Regions from separate parts of the Mus musculus genome. Here all the other regions are linked to region 2. The links are chromatin loops, found by intact Hi-C in ENCODE. Cell type or tissue: left cerebral cortex. All regions are shown on one strand.

Region 1 (5,000 bases), 63 kb after region 2:
AGGCCCAGAGAGGCTAAAGATAGAGCAGGACCATGGTGTGCAACCCTCCCTACATGGGCAGGATTGGAAGATTTGAGCCACGTTAATAATGGAATGAACATGCAACACTTCCAGCCTTTTATGACATAGAGACTTGTAATCATCCTACAAGGTAGAAATAAATAACAAGTGCAAAGAAATACCCAAGAGAACCCAGGAATGCAAGCAAACAAAAAATTCACAGTGTTATGGAAAAGGTAGAATTTTGAAAAGAGACTCTAAAACATAATAAGTTCCTTTATTAAAAATAACCATGAGGAAAAAAAAAAACAGGACTCAATGTAGCAATCAAGGGCTGAAATAAGTGTTGTTCTTTCCACTTAACCGCTCAAGAAAAACCATTGGAATTCAGTGAAAACAGTGGTTCCTTGCTAAATTATTTGGCCTGTTACCATCTTGTTCTTTCTAGCCCAGCAAAAGACTTAACAACTAACAACTTCACAACCAAAGCACAAGGGGAGGACAAAAGGGTTGTATCTTCCTACCAGTTCTCCCAGGAAGCCAAGTTATTTGGCCTGTCTACCTTTCCCCTGAGGAAGCAACATTCACATCATTTGTCTTTATTTGCTTTGACTCAGAGCTCCTTCCATGCAATAGCTCTGTTGTCACAGCATTTGTTAAAGCAAGCCATGAGAACTCCTTGATTCAGCAATGGCCTTGGGAGACATGACCAAGTGCATCTAGTGAGCAACTGACCAAACACAAAAGTCAAAGGATGGACTGTCCAGAGGGGATTGTGAAACTGACACACTCTTGGGTATCCCCAAGCTACGTACAGGTGCAGGGCTATGCACATGTCAAAGACATGCCTGAGAAGGCCCAGGCTCTCACTACATTCTGATCTTGTGACTCTGCAACCAATAAGGAAAAGTCAAAGCAGAGTTATGAACTGCAGGAAATTGTAAAGACATTTGAACATCATAGACAGACACACATGCACATATCTACATACACACATGCATACCCACACTCACACACTTACACACACACATATAAACACAAACACAGACACACAAATACACACATACAAACATGCACACTGAGCATCTTAATGAAGGCTGGAAGACTAGTTATTTCAAACCCTTTTAGTAAGTCTGCCTAATATTAATAGAGGTCTACTGAAGTGAAGAGAGAACTCTGTAGTCACATATGACAAATACTTTTGAATCAGCAGAATAAAGTGAGGGAATTTGCTACACTGATAAAATAAAAATCCATCTACAATAACAGCAAGAATAACGACAAACACAGACACTGCATTATAGTCTTTAAAACATCCAGGTTTTCGTGAAAATTTCCTGTGTCTGACAAGGAAAAAGACATTCATACACAGAGAACTGATTGTGTGTGTGTGTGTTGTATGCTCGTATACATGTTTGTGTATGTGTGAAAGTCAAAGTCTTCCTCTATTGCTTTCCTTGAGTTTTCAATACTGGGTCTCTTACTGGATCTAGAGGTCACAGACTGGCCAGGCTAGCTCCCACCAGGCTTCAAGGACCTTTTCATCTTTGCCTCTCCAGCACTAAGAAAATAGGCATGTGTCATTTCACCCAGCATTTTATGTGAGTGCTAGAAATTCAAACCTGTGTCTCTATTCCTAAATCCCCGGAAGGAAGACTTTTAATAAATTATTACAAGAATAGTCAACTAAAAAGGATGTACAAAGAACTGAAAGTACAGATACAATGCCCCACTTTTATAAAATAATCAAATGCTACATGAGATCCTGTCTATGGTAATCAAATAGAAATCATAAAACAGAAAGGCAAGATAACATAAATGAAATGTGCTGAGGTCCCAACAGCAGATTTGAGTAAGAGGAGGGGAAAAATTCTGTAAGCTTGATGGCATGTTTATTGCTAGCCAACCTAAAGAACAGATATAGAGAAAAATAGAATAGAAGCTTATTACTCTGGGACACCATGAAGTACACTGACTTATGCATAACACAAAACTCAGAGGGAGAAGAGAATGAAGAATAGGGCACATATCTGTAAAGATAATGGCCCAATACTCCCCAAATCTAATGAAAACCATCAATTCTAAGAAGCACAGCAAACTTCAAAGGGAGTCTCTGATGAGTTCTAAAGGATCTCTGAAAGAAACAAGTAAAAGTCACTATATTAGAACAGGACGTCATCAATCAAGGTAACCTGATCTATGATCAGAAACCATGGGGGACCGAAGCCAGTGGGATACCATTTTCAAAGCATCAGAAAAAAAAAATCAACCAGCATTTCTAAATATAGCAAAATCACTCCCCTGAAACTGGAGTATTGAAGACATTTGGACAAAACCCTTGCTTGCTTGATTTGGTAGGATAACTTCTTATAATAATTACAATAGATAAAATATGAAGGGATACTATCCAGTAACTCAGTAACATGACAAATACATAGAATGCAGAGCTAAAATTTATAACAGCCAGTGCCGTTATCAGCAAAGAAGATAGCTGGTTTGTTGGTGCCAACCTGTAAGCCAAGCTACTCAGGATGTTAAGGCAGGAGCAGCACAGGCTCAAGACAAGCCTGAACAATTTAGGAAAACCTTTGTCCACAGAAGGTAGATATACATGTAGGGATGTAGATAGATGGATAATATAGCTAGATAGCTATGTATCATAGCTAGCTAGCTAGATAAGATAGATAGATGATAGACACAATAGACAGACAGATAGATTGATTAATAGGTTGAATTTTTAAAAATATATATTAACGTTCATTATTGAAATTTAGAAAGAGAAGGAGACTGGGCAAGGTGACGGTTTGTATATGCTTGGCCCAGGCACTATTAAGAGGTGTGGCCTTGTTGGAGTAGGTGTGTCACTGTGGGTATGGGCTTTAAAACCATCAGCCTAGCTGCCTGGAAGGCAGTGTTCTCCTGTTTACCTTTAGAACAAGATGTAGAACTCTCAGTTCCTCCTGCACCATGTTTACCTTGATGCTGCCATGCTTCTGCCTTGATGAAAATGGACTGAACCTCTGAACCTGTAAGCCAGGCCCAATTAAATATTGTCTTTATAAAAGTTGCCTTGGTCCAAGGTGTCTGTTCACAGCAGTAAAACCCTAAGACAGGCAAGATGATGGTTGAGGAAGACCTACCAGTGAGTATCTTTCCAAAAATTTGAACACCCTTCTGTACTGGCTGAATCTCGTGGAGGCATTCCCCAACTGAAGCTCCTTTCTCTGTGATAACTCCAGCCTGTGTCAAGCTACCATGAGGCCTGACATGATGCAGATTTTATAGCTCCTGTTCTGTGGCCTATGTGGGGAACCATTTATACCCAAGTTAGCCTGGCACCCAAGGGATATTTTCACCGCCCTTCCTGTAAGTTCAGCTGTTGTCATATAATGCAGAGGAAGATCACAAGCAGGGGCTGAGTGTAATGCAGAAATGAATACAGGACTTTGGGAACCCAGTATTGGGTCCACCACAGTGAACCCCAACACCAGACAGTATCAAGTAGCCCTTGCCCCTGGGCCAAAACCCATGGTCATAACTTCTGAGCCTGTTAACATCAACCATGGGCTATCCCCCACTGAGATATACTTATGTCAGCCTGCATTGACAGCCACTATTGAGTGGACCTGTGACATAACCTCAGAGAATGTGTAAATCCCACTAGCTATGAGGTACAAATACAGGCAACTTAGCATCAGCCTTGATAACCAGGTGCCTTGCACCTCGGCACTCTGTGCATGAATTTTATAAATGTTCTGTGTCAATGGATGTACAATTGAGGATTCTAGGTGTAGGCTGAAGTATGTTGGTCTAATGTGGCATGTATTCTTATGCTAATTTGGGTCTCCCAAAACTGCATGAGAGGGTCTGCACCATAGCTTCTGGGAGCTGCTCCCCATTAATTCTGCTTGGTAAATAAAGATGCCAGCAGCCCATAGCTGGGGAGAAGAGAGAGGGGAGGGGTTTAGTTCTTCCTAGCTTAGAACCTCGAGGAAGGAGGAGAGAGGGAGAGTGTGCAGGAGAGAAGAGAACAGAGCGACCATGAAAGAAGATCTTGCAGGAAGGAAAACCAGGGCTGCCATGTAAAAGGGCCAAGAGAATGCAGCCCAGAGGGCTGCTCACCTGGGCCAAGAGCAGCCAAGATGGAACATAGAAATTAGTAAGTAATAATAGGGTTATGGATAGAAAGTAGATTATAACAGCATGGAGGTTAGGCAGTTGCCGAGCTGTTGTGTTGCTCAAAGTGTATTAAAATATAAAGCCTGTGTATGTATCTTTCATCTGGGAACATAAATTGTCTAAGATGGGAAGAAGTTCTACACTGGGATTTATTAAAATATAATATTCTTACTATAGTAGGCTCCAATTTTGCCATAAACTGCCTCATGGTTTATTTCTATCTATTTTACTTCTACAAATTAAGTAAGAAATATAGGGTTTTTTTTTAGTCCTTGCCAATATTTAAAATGAACTGTTGTTTTACTGTTATTTGTTATTTTTTAGTTTTAGCTAGAAATTAATAATTAATTGGTTTTTATTTCCACAAAATCAAGTATGATTAATTCTTCTTCCATATACTTGTTTGTCATTCAGTTTTCAGTGAATCTTCTATCAAAATCTACCCAACTTGTATTGAACTGTATTTCCTTTCAGTCGTAGGGAAGCTCCCCTCCTCAGTAGAGACAGTGCGAGTCAGCATCCCTGTGCATATGTTAGCACAATGTAGCCAGGTGCCACATCCATTCTAGAATGGAATCTTTGAAACATGCAGTTGCCATGACAGGTAGCAGCATTTCCAAGGAATTCCATGGCTGAAAACTATCCAAAAGGACCTATATGTGGCAGAGTTTCTCTTCACTACTTCATGTCATCAGAAACTACAGAGAAATTATAGACAGGTAAGCGGTTGTTTTATTATTTCTGTATCCCACTCATGGCCTGCTTTTTTCCTATATCTTCTCTTAGTTTTTACTTAATGCTGTTGCTTTATTCAAAGAAAA
Region 2 (5,000 bases):
CACACTCTAAATACAATCTGTTTTAGAAAGTATCTAGATACTTCTGTAGGATATCTGTAATGGTCCCAGTTAAGCTAGATTTGTTCTTAGGGTATCTCCAGAGAGCAGAGGAAGATGAACACCATCAAGACAAACTTCTGTGAGCTTGTACACCCCGAAATCTGTGTTTTACTCCCTTGTATGAGAAAACTAGTAAGCAAACCCTATTAATAATACATAACAAATGCATGAAAAACTACTTTAAACACTCTAAAAAGCCACATATTTTCCCTTTTGTAAGTTGAAAATTATTTTAAAAGATTTTTTTTTCAATTTTACTTTTTAAAAAAAATGAGGAATTGCCTCTCAGTCCTTTGAAAATAAGCATGGGAGCACAAGAATATTTTCCATAATTTGAATGCTGCTTTGAGAATTGAATAAACACTTAGCTATTAGTTCAATCCCAGATAAATAAACCAGAACTCTAGCAACTTATCATTGGTCCAATTTGTGAAAAAAAAAGGAGAAATAATATTTTTCCAGCATTTTAGCAGAAATTTAAATACATATTTACAACCTTTAGTCACTTCCTTTTTAAAAAAAATCCTTCTTCCTTCATGTGAAGGTCCAGATGCCTAATTAGGGACGCTGGGGCTCAGCTGGGTAGAGTTTACAAGCACCCATGGAAAGTATCAGCTGCAACATCCCAGTCCTCAACAATGAAGGAAATACTCGGGTGTTTATGGAATGAGCTGTCAAGGAGGGGGGGGGCGTCAAATTTCTAAAATAGATCACTCAATTTTCTTGCCCTTGCTAGCTTACCCCATGGTTTAAAAAATTAACAAACCATACTCCAATCTTTTTTTTAATTATTTATTTATTTTGGTCAATCTCATCTCTCTACAGATTTTTTTTTCTTCATTAAAATTGTCTACAGTTTTTTTTATAGCCATGGAAACCTATAGATGGCTGGAGTTTATGATTTTTCTGTTTCATTTTATTACAGATATACAAAGACTGCCTTTTAAAAGTTTGCGATGGAAGGTGTATGTGTGTGTTTCCCTGTTTTTAATAAGTGTGTTTCCCCACTTAAATAAAGTCTTGGTATATTGACAAGTCAAGATGAACAAAAATTCATAAATTCTAGTTAGTCACTAGATCACTCATTCTATGCTGAAGTATTTTTTCTGAAGAGAAAGTAATAAAGATTTTGAAAACACATGTTTCTGACATTTCCAACAATGCTGGATGAAATGCAACTGGGAAAAGTTACCCTATAGTTTCATGAAAGCAAATTATCAGCGCTCTAGAAGTTACTTGGCCTTAAATTAATAAATTTGTGTTTGCACAAATCTGCATGCTTATATTCAAGGAGTGGAGAGGTGAATGGATTTATATTTTTCCAAGAAAGGCAGTTAAGCTCCTATGGGAAACACAAGTAACGTAAAGGGAATAGTTAATGCCTTGTCCAAAGTGTCGGCAGGAAAATTAACTGCTATAGTGTATACAAAGGGCATAGACGCGTACTTGGTGAGTTCCTTGTCAGTTTCGGCTGTTACTGCACGCACAGACAGACGCACTGCCACGACTCAGATCCTCAGGGAGCTACGACATGGCTGCTTGAAGTGCCCCATTTCCTCAATGATAAAATGGACAGAGTAATTCTGCTTACTCTGTAGAACTGCTACAAGAATCCAGTATGATCAGAAGAGAGTCTAGCACATGCTAAATTCTCACAGACGTAACATAATTTAACGGTATTTTAGGAAACCTTCAGTCATTATGCAGTTGTTAACGTTTATGAGTTTGGACATGATATATAATTCATTTATACATTGTATAATAATCAGAGTCCAATTAGTTTGTAGAATCTATCTAGAATTTCTTCGTAGAGAGAAGATCCTAAGTGTCCTTTGCTATTTTGAAGTTCATCATACCTCACTGCTAATTTACAGCTATCAAGTCTTGTGGTAAAACACCAGAATTTAAGCTGTCTCACTAACTTTGTATTCATTGACTGAGCTGGTCCCTCTTCGCTCCCGTTCCCATCCTTCCCAGCCTCTGCCAACCAACCTTCAGTCCGTTACTTTAATAAAATCACCTTTAATTTATATTCCAAATGTGAGATCGTGTCCTGTTTGTCCTTCTGCTTCTGGTCTATCTCATTTAACAATATTGAGTAAGTTTGTCCATGTTTTACAAACAAAGGAATTCTACTCCTTTGTGGCTGGATAGCGTTCCATTGTGTATGTATACCATGTTTTAAAATTTATTCATCTATTGATAGACACTTAAGTTGCGTTCACATCTTGCCCATTGACTGTACCTTTGGTTACACAGTTCAGTAATGAAATTGCTGAATTGTAGACTTCCTTTTTAACTATTAGCTTGTGAAAATAGCAGCACAGATTGAGATTATTAATACTGGGACACATACATACATACATACATACATACACATATATGATTAGATATTTTAAGTAAGGGAAAAGATAGGATCTCATTTTTTCTATCTCTGCCTCCCTTCTTCTCTCCTTCTCTCCCCCCCTCTCTAGCTCTGTATAAAAAGTAGGAAATGCAGATTCTGGAAGCGCCACCGCCTCAATGCATGTAAATTAATTAATTGGTTCATGAATTCAGGTGGTATGGATTACAGTTCAGTGCTAACTAACAAAAATGAGGCTGAAATAAAGACCTTTCCCCTCGCCTGACTGGGACAAAGTTTATTATTTTTTATCAGTTACTAAAGTAGTGACCTACTATGGAATTGCTCAACCACTGTATACCCTTCTCAGAAACAATGTTCTCTGAAAAGAGATGTCTAAACCGCTAGAGCATGTCCCATTATGGGAAAAACAGGTGTGACTAAAGGTGAAGGCACCTGAAACTAAATCCAGACCAAGAGCTGTGTAGCTAAGGCAGCACAGCTGTGCAACTTCCAAAAGGATTTGTGGGATAACACTGCCACCCCTTGGACAGAAAAAAACCCAGGGAGTTCGTAGCTTCCTTTATTATGGTACTCGTATGCCCCCTCTGGTAGATGCAGTGTTTGAGAGCATATAAAGAATTAAAAAAGGAAAACATCTCTGCTATTTAGCGAGCCGATAAAAATGCCACCCTACTTCCCAGCTCTTTGAAAGTTTGTGTTTGAAAACCCTTTTCTTCCCGGACCTTAAAGGATCCTTGTTCTATTGCGCCCTCTGCCCACTAGAGCCTTCAAGCTCCCGTGGAAGAATGAAAGTCGCCATCATTTTACTATGTTCGATTTAATTCTCAACTGGATTGTTATCACAGCATGGCAGTAATTATTTACAATACAATTTTATAAATGTATATACATCGTTATGAGGTCCAATGTGATTCGTTGACTCATATATACATCATTTTAGTGATTAAATCAGGATAATTTGCACACGTAGCTAACATTATCATCTGTTTGTGATGAGAATGTTAAAATCCTCTATCGATCTACTTTGGAATATGCAGTACCTTGCTGTTAGCAATGATCACTATATTGTACAGCAGTGCCAGATTGAGGGCAATTAGTATTGTAATGTTGTCTTTTATGAGATCAACTTTTTCTACCCCACATGTGTGGTTCCTCTGGAAAATGGTACTTAATAGAGAAGACGCCTTAAGAACTGGAAATAGTTCAGTGTTCCACGAGATGGCACTTGGCTGCTAACTGATGAATTACACTAAAGGTAAGGGACCTGGTGCTATCCCCCATTGCTAGCAAACAAGTGACAGTTAATTTTGGCTGGGCTTCAGGCTGGAGAGACAGTCTAGAATTGCCTGCCAGCATTATTGAGACCCCAGACATGCATACTGTGAGGTTGTAAGTCAGAAAATCAAAAAAAAAAAAAAAAAAAACAGTAAAGGGTTGAAAGAAATAAGTATACAAACTGTCTTCTAAACATGCATGTCTCTACCCATAGATAGAAGAAGAGATTAAAAAATGGCCCAAGTGCTGAGCTTGTGTGCAGTCAGTCCTAGAGGAGACACATCTATATCACTGCCCCCTAACACACACACACACACACACACACACACACACACATACACACACACACATACACATAAGGCTCAGGAATGAGATACATTGATATCAACACCCCCCCATACACCCACATATCTAAGGCGCAGGGATCATTGTAGAAAACGCAGTAGCAAGAGCCAGAGGATGGAGAGTAGAGCTATGCAATGCTGTCTGCCAGACTCTGCATGGCTGCCTCACTCATAAACTCACACCAGCTAGTGCACGAGACCTGCACAAGATCAAGCCAGTCACAACTCCAGCAAAGAAGAGGGAGGGGCACACATGGGTAAGAGTGTCTAGGGAATGCATCCCTACCTTTGGAGCTTTTGGCTGACAGCTGCTGAAGCAGGAAGCTTTAAACTTCTTTGGGAGAAAGGCTGCTGCTAGGTTGTCCCTGCCTCTGTGGACAGTCTCACACCCATGTCCATATGGGCAGCAATAACTGGACTCAGTGGGTTGCTAAAGAACAAAGACATGAGGTTGGGAGGGAGATGTGTTGTGGGGTACTGAGGGAGGTAGTAGGGGTGGACATGGTCAACTTGCATTGTATACATGTATGGAATCTTCAAAGAATATTTATCTAATAAGAGAAGAATACTTATTTTAAAGAGGCTGGTTAAAACACAATGAGAGGGAAAGTGGATGGGGGAGGGGGGAGAGGGAAAGAGGGGAACCTGATCTGGTATTAGGTGAGGGAAAAGGACTGAAGCCCTGAGGGCCAGCAGAAAGAGTGGAAACAGGCAGTCTCAGAAAATAGGAGGTTGGGGGGGGGCGTCTCCAGAATGCACCAGAGACCTGGGAAGTGAGAGACTCCCAGGACTCACAGGGAGAGACCTTAGATGAAATGCTTGACAGTAGGAAAAGGGAACTTTTAGAGCCCACCTCCAGCAGGAAGACAGGGCATCAAGTGAGGGATGGGGTTGCCACCCCACAGTCACATCTCTGACCCATAATTGTTCCTGTCTGAAAGAATTGCAGGGAT
Region 3 (5,000 bases), 610 kb before region 2:
GGCACACTTCAGAGCTAACGAAATAGGTAAAGAAGTAGTCAAAGATCATGTGACCACTTGGGGAAAATTTAAGCTATGGCCATATTAGCATCCAGGTGTTTCCTCTGAAGTTTTAGTAGCAGGATTAGAAAGAATTTAATGCGGAAAGCACATGAGAATGGCCAGGCACCTCTCTTGGAATGACTTGAAAAGTGTGTGGTGACCAAGGAGGTTCCCTCATCACCTCTGTAAGAAAAGTTACTGCTGTGCCATGAATGCCTGTGACATAACCTCTGCGTCATTAAGTACAGAACAAGAACAGCCAACTCATTCCAGTTAGTTCCTATTAACTGCCAGTTGGAAATAACACTGGAGTTAGGTGAAAAACGAATCTATATTTCCAGGATTGACATAAATTATTTTCCATTGAGTAACATAATCACAGCTTAACCAAGGAGCCAAAGCCTTGTCATCTGTAATTTGACTTTAAGACTTTAGCTTTATTTTCTTTCCCTTCCTTTCCTTTCCCCACTCATTTCTGCTTTCCCCCTTCCACCTTCCTTTGCTCTCCCCTCTCTCCTCTTTAATTACTCCTCTCTCCTGTGATAGGCAGAACTTGTTATAGAAATGACTGCAGATCAGAAAGATCGTTTCAAATGTGTAAACTTTGTCTGTCTTTGCTAATTATCATTTTCCTTTCATTTTTTCCCTTCATTTACATGATTTTTTTCTTTTGATTTTTTTCTTTCATTTAGTCATGCTTGTGTACACTAGAATAGATTATTTTTTAAATTTCATTTTTATGATATTTGTACTTTTCCAGTATTCAGTTTTGTAGTTCAAGACACACATACAATGTGGAATGATTAATTCCTCTGATATTCTCATTTCCATGTGCTGGGAACTTTCAAATTCTTCCTCTCTAGTGATTTTTAAACATGTAATTGATAGTTTTAGACACAGTTATCCATGGTGCTATGGAATTTATTCCAGCTAGCTCTATCTAATACCCACTATCTACCCTCTTATTACTCTTCTCTTCTCCTGCTCTCCCTACTCTAGTGAATTTTGGTCTACTCTCAGTATCTGTGAAGGTTTTTAAAGATTCCAGGAATGAGTGGTAACTCATTTGCTTCTCTGTTCTTTATTTCCCTTAACATACAACCCTCCAGGTTGATCCATTGTTATAAGTCATAGAGTTTCATTCTATCATACGGGCCAGTCACATTCTATCAAGTGTTCTTATTTCATATATCCCACAGGTTAATCTTCGATATCCACATTTCTCGGTTTGAATCAGATTATTGAGTATATAGCAAGCAAAAGTAAAAGAATAAATAGCAAGGAGTAGATTGTAGAAATAGCAGATAGCAAAACATCGTTAAATCAATGCTCACAATACTCAGCAGAAACAACCGGGTGAGAAGCTTGACTGGGAAACTAAGTAAAACTAAGTCAGGGGCTTACAATCACCGCGAAGAAACTGACTGGGGAAGAGGAGGCAACAAACAGGTGTTCTTGATCAACAAACTGCCAAGCAGGACGTCTTCCCCTAAATGAGACTTCTTTGGTTTTACATTTTTATTTTAAGATGAACTTTTAAAAATTATCTTTCTTTGGCACGTGATGTCTCTGGGCTTTTATATGTGTAAGATTGTATGGTCTGTAATCAAGAACACTTTGAGGATACACTTGACATCTTTTGTGACTGGATAGATTAATTATTTTTCTTACCTAATTGCTCTGGATATGTCTTCTATTATTATCTTGAAATGGTGAAAGTGGACATTCTTGTTTTTTTTTCCCCCAGAAATACTTTTAGAATTTCATCACTTACTATGATATTGTCTGTGGGTTTATCATATAGCTATTTTTGTTTTTCAATATGTGCGTGTGTGTGTGTGTGTGTGTGTGTGTGTGTGTGTGTGTGTGTGTGTACAGATTCTCAGGATCTCCTAGCTAGTACCTAAAGACAAACATGAGTGGTGGCACATAGCCATGACTGACTGAGGTACAACAGTTATGCTATTTTTTTTTTTTTGCTCACCCTCTCTTTTTTTTTTCTCTCTCTCTCTTTAAGTTCTTACTCTCCAGGGTTCATAGAGACACTAGTTATTTCTGATTGCCAAGCCTCTACAAACCTGCCAATATTGTACTCTACTCTATAATGTGAAGTCACTGAAACTGTTAATTAAAAAAAAAAAAACATTTAAGCAAAATCAGCTTCACATTTCACCACAATGTATCCAAGTCCTGCTGTATGAACACTCTTTTCTAATTTTTAAGACCATATGGTTTTCAAACAAAAGTGTAACATGTCAAATTCTGTGACACCTTCCTCATCAAAATAGTTCCTGTTAAAATTAAATTGATGCCTTTAATTTAATGAAACCACAGAGGAATTTTATATAGTTCTTTAAGTATTTTCTTTTATACCTTTCAGTACCTCTCAGAAAACCACATGGGGTACAAAGTAAACAAAGTGTGAGGGCTGGCAGGAGGGCTCAGCAGGTGAAGGAGCTTGCTGCCAAGACTGTCGCCCTGAGTTTGATCCCCAGATTCCACATGGTGGAAGCAGAGAACCAATTCCTGCAAGTTATCATCTGACCATCATGTGTGTGCCATGGCATGTCCACCCCATTCATACACATCGCACATCCCCAAAACAAAGAAAATGTAAACAAAATATTGAAGAATTTTAACCCTGCAAAATTTTGTCCTAATTTACCTATTTATAATCTTCAGGATTTAAAGATATTTTCAACTTGGTCAAAGCCAAACGACCTATTTTTGAAACATCTTTTCTGACTAGGCGTTAGCTATTCTTGGAGACACAAGTTCCTAAAGTCCTGAGCTGCTTTCGTTGGAATTCTCGGCTGATGGTTATGACTCACTGAGATGGATGCATTATTCTTTTTTAATTTACTTCAGTAAAAACTCCCAATGAATTTAAAGTCAGTGCTCCTTATGGAAAAAGAATGCTGTGTGTTTCCATACTATCCTCTAGATGACCTATTAGTAATTAGATTTTGGAGAGCAGAGTTGTTATCAAGAGTCAGATTTACCACACAACCTAAGAAATTCTTCCGCAAGCCAGTCCCTTTATAAAATCCTGTTCCAGGCTTTGCTGGCCCGTGGTTCCCACATTGGTGATATGCCACCCAGAAAATCCCATTTCCTCTTTTCCCTCTCTTTCACTTCCTGCTCACACTGTGAAGACTTAGTTTATACTTCTCAAGTTTACTTATCGTGGTTTGCATAAAATTACTCTTCACTCACTTACACATTGTAGATAATGGTTATTTGCCTATAAACCTAACAGGTACTGAGTCTTATTTACCCTCCTGCTCTGTGGACACTTTCAGAACAAACGGGCAGTTGTTTTTGAAACACTTGCCATTTTTATGATGCTTGGAACTCTCTTGCCTTGTTGCTTGTGCACTTTTTTAATGGCTCAAGTCTCCTTCTTTCACGGTGTTTACTCTGGAGCTGGTGTGAACAGAGGCTCTTGGAAATGTAGAGTGTTAATATCCTGGCATGTGTCTTGCTGTGTGCAAGAGACGGCTTCTCTAGGCTGCTGGGAGCATAGTGGAAACCAGCCTGTCACAGCATAGACAGACACACCTAGGCCTAAATGATCGCATATCCATCGTACCCTCTTGTGCTCTCTGATTTCGTGTGTGCACAGCCAGCCGCATATTTACTGGAGTACTGCTTTACCTTTATTTCTAGAATGCATGGCACCTCACATGTGCTTCTAATTAATGCTCATGTTTGATTGCTTTACGTAACTTTTTAAACAAAGTTAAATAATCTTGTATAAAAAATGTCAGTTTGTGTTAAAGAAGCACAATTATGTCTCTTTGGGGAATTAGAAAAAAAAGGAAAAAAATAAGTTGAAATACTTCAGCCCCCTTACATATATTGCCATAAATGGTAGTGACATTGAAGCAGTCACACATTTGAGGTTCAAGAGCTTTTAAATAGCTTTTGAACAAATCAAGCACAAAGTAGTATTACTTATATTAAGAAACTTATTTAAAACAGAGCCCATTAATGGGATGTGATTTAAAACCATGTCTGTTTTAAATATATGTTCAAAATTAAGTTACTAGGCCAGAACCCGAAAGTCAGAAAACTGATACCTCAATATAATAACTACAGCTTTGGAGGCAGATTTATTATTTCAACCCATGAGGAAAGCATGAATTGGTAAATTACCATATCCAGTGTAATATAATTAGACCTAGAAAACTTCATAAATTTCTGTAAGTGTAATACTTTGGGCTACAGTTCACCCAGTAATGTAACAGCTATCCAAAAATGGATTGGTGGTACTGTGGCCTCTAACATAAAATCGAAAAACAAGGGTGGGTGGGGGTGGCAAAAACCCTAGTAGCTTTATCTATACTGTTTATATCGATATAGATGCATAAAGATGCATATAAGCTATTTGAAGACAGAAGTACATCTAATACATATATTTGAATTTAAACAGCTTAATCAGATGTTCAAGACCTGGGTCAGATTGACATGACCTTCCAATTCTTTCCTATTTTTCATCATACACACTTATAGATAACACTTGGTATGGCAATTATGCTTTTTGGCCTGGGTTTTGTGCTTTTTGGGTTCTTTGGTATCAGGAGGGGCTTTTGTCCCCACAATTAGGTGGTGACTAGATGTAGCAATCAACTTGCCTGGACGTATCATTAATAACAAACCAACTGCTCAGTGCTCATGTTCTGATCAGCTCCCTTATCAAACTCTGTACACCAGCCCAATACTTCTACTGCCTTAAATCACTAAGTTAGAGCCAGGCACCAGATAAGTAAGGACTCTGCTGTATGCTTAAAGAAGCGTGGGAATTATTTAAGCCATCCAATCCAAAGCTTGCTCAGTATACCACCTTATCCATTACTTCCTGTGAAAACCAATACCTTCTTTGGTCTCCTTCTTTCCTACCTTTCCTCTCCTGGGGTGGGTATCATTATAACCCCAGAATTATGAATAAGTTACAT

What was found. Hi-C counts contacts between places; a loop is a spot of excess contacts. Peaks named below come from ENCODE experiments on the same cell type or tissue, not always from the same donor. Only the 100,000 strongest peaks of a DNase experiment are listed, where the experiment ranks them.
Region 1: a loop joins it to region 2, with 2.9 times the contacts of the local background. A loop is called at or near these places in 3 of 42 quality-filtered maps.
Region 3: a loop joins it to region 2, with 2.0 times the contacts of the local background. A loop is called at or near these places in 2 of 42 quality-filtered maps.

What each region holds. Positions count from the first base shown.
Region 1 is chr1:163,085,460-163,090,459 of GRCm38, reverse strand. Mroh9 (maestro heat-like repeat family member 9) reads left to right here and starts at 4,790. Exons shown (of 22, transcript NM_030071.1): 1 at 4,790-4,898. In left cerebral cortex, no CTCF peak of the experiment used is centred here; no DNase peak of the experiment used is centred here.
Region 2 is chr1:163,148,606-163,153,605 of GRCm38, reverse strand. No RefSeq gene overlaps it. Among named protein-coding and RNA genes, the nearest start is that of Gm22434, 33 kb to the right of the region's middle. In left cerebral cortex, a CTCF peak has its summit at 2,984; a DNase peak (open chromatin) is centred at 2,966; H3K4me3 peaks cover 501 bases.
Region 3 is chr1:163,756,158-163,761,157 of GRCm38, reverse strand. No RefSeq gene overlaps it. Among named protein-coding and RNA genes, the nearest start is that of Gm51663, 21 kb to the left of the region's middle. In left cerebral cortex, no CTCF peak of the experiment used is centred here; a DNase peak (open chromatin) is centred at 2,858.